Regions from separate parts of the Mus musculus genome. Here region 1 is linked to region 2. The links are chromatin loops, found by intact Hi-C in ENCODE. Cell type or tissue: left cerebral cortex. All regions are shown on one strand.

Region 1 (2,500 bases), 1.9 Mb before region 2:
AAGTACTATCTATAAGATGCCCTAATTAGAATAAATGCTCTCTCACCATTTATTTGAGATTTTGGTCCAATATTTAACATAAATGTGAAAAAATCTCATTAAAAATGGCCTCTGTTAAGAACATGAAATGTTGACTTTATCTACAGCTTTGGAATAAACAAAGGGAAAACAGTGAAATCCTTAATCTAGAGATGGATAAGGTGCCCTTTTGCCTCAATTTTTTGTGTTACTACTTTTCAAGCTCATATATTACAACGTTAATGATAGAAAACAAACTATCAGATAGCTACATTTATCTCACTTAGATTTAAAGGTAAATACTAGCTCTACAACTGTATCCATAAAAAAAAAAAAAAAAAAAAAAAAAAAGGTCATCCCCGCAGACAGGAGGGTTATAATAGAATAGAATATTTGTAGTTATCCCTTAGCATCTCCTCCATCTATTTTTTCCAGCTATGTGTAAAACTGGAAAATTGTAATTTTTTCCAACATACCTCTTTACTGTTGTTTTTATGTCACTAGGAAAGACAATTGTCCATAATTGTTCTTTCTATGGGGTTGCAAATCTGTTCAGCTCCTTCAGTCCTTTCTCTAACTCTTCCATTGGGAACCCCATGCTCAGTCCAATGGCTGACTGCAAGCATCTACCTCTGTATTCACCAGGCTTTGGCAGGGCCTCTCAGGAGACAGTTGTATCAGGCTCCTGTCAGCAAAGAACTTCTTAGCATCCACAAGATTTTCTGGGTTTGGTTACTGTATATGGGGTGGATCCCCATTTGGGATAGTCGCTAGGTGGCCTTTGCTTCAGTCTCTGCTCCACACCTTGTCTCTGTAACTCCTTCCATGGGCATTTTGTTCCCCCTTCTAAGAAGGACTGAAGCATGCACACTTTGGTCTTTTTTCTTCTTGAGCTTCATGTGATCTGTGTATCTTGGGCATTCCAAGCTTTTGGGCTAATATCCACTTATCAGTAAGTGAATGCCATGTTTTTTCTTTTGTGATTGAGTTACCTCATTCATTATGTTATTTTCTAGTCCACCCCATTTGCCTAAGATGTTTCACCACTGAAGTGACTTGACCATGTCTTTCCCTCAGGTTTTACAATGTGCAGTAATTATAAGTTACCAATAGGTGGCAATATAAGATAAGGAAGTTGATTAACAGGCAAAATTGTGAAATAGCCCTTTGGAAAATAACCAAGGTAAGGCAAATTCAGAAATTAAAAAAAAAAAAAAAACGTGAAAATTGCATTTAATTTTATTCTCCTAGTTAGATAGGAGGAAATCATAGATTTCCTTCAAGAGAAACATTCTGAGATACGATGATACACATGATTTTCAACAATTAATAGTAGTAGTACAAGCTAGTCAGTTCTTCAGTCATTATATTGCAATTTAAATTTGTACCAAAGGTAGAATTGTTCAAACATTTGTGTGGAATTTCCTCCATTTACAACATGTTAGGCTTTTGAACATGTAGCAAAATAAAATGAAAACACACACATACAAAGATGGAGGTGACAGCTTTGACATCCAAAGAAATGACTTATAAGCTAAGAAATACAGACAACTAACAATTTCAGGATAATATAAGTTCCTTCCTTCATGTGTAGTTTGGAAAATGTGCACTCAGTTTGCCTTCGGTTTATATTTTATTTTATTCTTCCCTGTCTACGAATTTGTTATTTGTTTTTAAGTGTCCAATAAACAGTCCAATTTTGGGGTGAATTTCAAGCTATTTCCCAGAAATAGAAAATACATAAGATGGACTGCCTACATGTATTTGAAGTTCACTTCCAGCCTAAATTTTAAACAATAACGCCATTTAATTGAAAAGAATCCTAACAAAACATATTTCATGCAGGCAGCTATATATCAACAATGAAAAGCATTCATTTATGACAAATATCAATAAAAAGGAAGCCTTAGCCTAAATGTTACTTTGTAGATCTGACTCTGTGATGTTGTTAATGTAAGAAAGTCATCTTCTTTTACTTGGTATGACTTTTCAAATAGCTATTTTCTTTCTTGCTTGTTTTCTTTTTTCCTTTTGTTATATACAATAATATGGTATGAAGAAGAAAAAAATAATTTAAAACAACTCAAATAATTGTTTAACATTCATAATCTTCTAAAAATAGCCCCAGTCCATTTTTATAAGAAAGCACATTTAAAAACAAGTATTTTATCAAGTTTTGGAAAGACATATCAGAATGTAAAGGCCTCTTGTGGTTTTATATTCTCGATTCTTTAGGCACTTGGTCTTGCGCGATTACTCCCTTGGAAAATTGAATTGAGGTGAATTGGGGAGACTATTTTAGTTCATTCTCTATTTCTCAAGGCATTAATCCTCAGAGGACCCATTCTGTTCCAGGAGCCAAAAAGAAGAGTCTCCTGTATAAATGGCTTTCCTTTGCCTATCCCCTCTCTACCTGTCCTACTACGAGTAGTTTATTGGAGATAGATATTGGTTTTTGTTTGTGTGTTCTTCAGGATTATAT
Region 2 (2,500 bases):
GTTCACACTCAGTGGGAAAAGGGATTGGTTTTGCTTTCAGGAAAGTGGGGTGTTGTTCCTCAAAAAGGACTGGACCACTTTATAAAGGGAAACTACGTGGCTTCTGTCTAGTAAAAAGAAGAACAAACAAATAAAATAAAATAAAATAAACCTATTCAGGAAACTTCCCAATTTGGTGCATTGGTCTACAGAAGTGACTCCATAGCCTTGGAATAAAAAACACCGCGACTCCTCCTTGCCTGCTGCCAGAAACCTCACAGTGTTGGACTTCTTAATTCCAGTCTTGTATTTTTCATACAAGGGACTCCTCATCCAGAGCATTCACCTTTGTCCCCTTCCCTTTCCACCCCATCTCCTGAAGAAAAGAACCCCAAGCATCACCCCCCAAGAACTTGCTTTCTTGCATAGACTGGCCGGTGGGGGATGGGTAATGGGAGTAAAGATTTGTGATTCTTACATCTTTACTAATCACGCAGCATGGAGGGGGTGGGTGGGGCAAGACACGCAGAGATTTCAACCCCGGTACATTAACACTGGATGATTTAATTCAGTGTGAATAAAAAAGGCAAGAGCTGGAAACTGGGAAGAACAGAGCCAGGCTGAAAGGAGGGAGGGCAACACACACGCGCGCACGCGCGCGCGCTCACACACACACACACACACACACACACACACACACACACACACACACGGTTCTCAAGGCCGAGTTCCAAAAGCTCAGCGGGCAGGCGGCACCTTGATGTACCTTTTGAGGATCAGGGTGCCTTTGGGAGGTGAGGGGGATGGGGGTCAGCTGCGCAGGAGCCTAGGGACGTAGGGCGACTGCGCACGGGGAGCGCGCCCCTCAGGTTGGCCTGCTTCCGCTCCCTACCCGTCCTAGTCGCTCGCTCTCCTGCCAGCCGGCGGACCCTCACTGCAGCTGACATCATTGCCAGAGAAGGAGGGGCGGCCCACGTGAAAAAGACCCCAGCACGAACTGCGTTCCCTCTGCTCGCTCTCTGAGGCTCTAGCGAGCCGCTTGGCGAACTCAGCGCCCTGGCGGCGGCGCCGGGACTTGAGCTGGGCGCGGCAGTTCTTAATTTAGCAGCAGGAGAAAGGTAGATTTAGACCTTGGCTCCTTCATCTCCTGGTTCTTTCTCAAAACCGCCCGCACACTGTCAGTTCTGCCTCGGATGAACCAAAGACAAGAAAGGTGAAACACGGACACACTATCAGTTACTTTCCCAAGCTTTCAAAAGCTTCCCCCCGCACAAAAACACAGGCAAAGACAGCCCTGAGGCTAGAGCCTTGGCCGTGGGAATTTGTGAATTTGTTTCAAACGTGATTAAAAGTGCACATCTTCCAAAGTTGCAGAGGCGCCAACCAGCGCATCTCCCCAACTCCTTTATTCACTCTTGAGTCACACTTGTTTTACTCACTTTTTCTCTTCCTTTTTCTCTTTCTTTCCTTTTTTTTTTTTTTTTTGTTTTGTTTTTTGAATGACAAGTAAGACACCTAGCATTTTCACCCTTTTTTGGCGTTACACTGTGCTGTGTTCAGAATTATCTGCCTGCTCCTCAGGTTGTTTGCTGGTTGCAGAGCTAGTACCACACTCAGGGGTCCTCTGTCCCCATTACTCTCCTATTTTTTTGCCCCGTTGCCCATGGCCTAGATTCTCAAACACTTTTTTCACACTGGGTCCATTGTAAAGAAACAGCCCCCAAGCTGATATAAATCTGCCTTTGGAAAGTTTCCTCACAGTAAGGGAAAGGACAGCGTTATGTTTTTTTTTTTTTTTTAATTTTTTTCCTTCATCATTTGCTTCTGTTACCCTTTAATTTTCTTTATTATTTTTTTCTTTTGTACTAGACCCCCCTGCTCTCCCTGATTTACGTTGTTAGTGGGTGCCGCAATGGCGCAAGTTTGGACTCCCAGCCCCCCTGAGACATTTTGGAAGGACACCCCGCTCGCAGAGGCGAGTGCCCGCCTGGAGGCGCGCGCTCACATACTCCAAGCACACATCCCAGTGCCCCACACCCCAAGCCGCAAAGGCAGCTAACCTAGTGGAGCCTGGAATAAATCAGAGGCAGCAAAGGGGCCATCTTCACTCAACCCCTAAAAAGTCTTTCCTTGGGGGAGACACAGAAATGGATCCTGCCATGCACTCTGGGACATTGACACCCCAGGGACTAGTAGCTTTGTGACTGCGCTCACAGAGTAGTGTCTCCAACTGGAGGTATACTGTTGCTGCGCTCTTCCAAAGTCTCTAAAGCAATGTAGCCGTTTTTTAAAGTCACCTTTTCCAATGAAGCTCTAAGCAAGAGACATTTTTTGGGGGGAAAGGGGGCCTTTCTTTACAAGCTCTAGGAAGATCCTTCCTTTGTGGAGGGAACTGCTTTTTGATTCTCTCTTGAAAAACGCCAGGTATTTATGACATAGGTGGGCGTTCTTTTGGCTAAGGAATTCCGAGTCATTTCTCTAGAGAATAGAGGAACCCTTTTATGTTGGGCTTGACTTTGTA

Evidence for each region. A loop is a pair of places that touch in the nucleus more often than their neighbours do. Peaks named below come from ENCODE experiments on the same cell type or tissue, not always from the same donor. Only the 100,000 strongest peaks of a DNase experiment are listed, where the experiment ranks them.
Region 1: it touches region 2 in a loop (11-fold over the local background); 3 of 42 quality-filtered maps call a loop at or near these places.

What each region holds. Positions count from the first base shown.
Region 1 is chrX:122,164,016-122,166,515 of GRCm38, reverse strand. No RefSeq gene overlaps it. Among named protein-coding and RNA genes, the nearest start is that of Nap1l3, 230 kb to the left of the region's middle. In left cerebral cortex, a CTCF peak has its summit at 1,136 (motif pointing right); a DNase peak (open chromatin) is centred at 971.
Region 2 is chrX:120,291,436-120,293,935 of GRCm38, reverse strand. All of the region lies in intron 1 of Pcdh11x (protocadherin 11 X-linked), which reads right to left. Among named protein-coding and RNA genes, the nearest start is that of Pcdh11x, 2.4 kb to the right of the region's middle. In left cerebral cortex, CTCF peaks have their summits at 1,043 and 1,964; DNase peaks (open chromatin) are centred at 845, 1,052, 1,998, 2,404 and 2 more places; H3K4me3 peaks cover 2,417 bases; H3K27ac peaks cover 520 bases.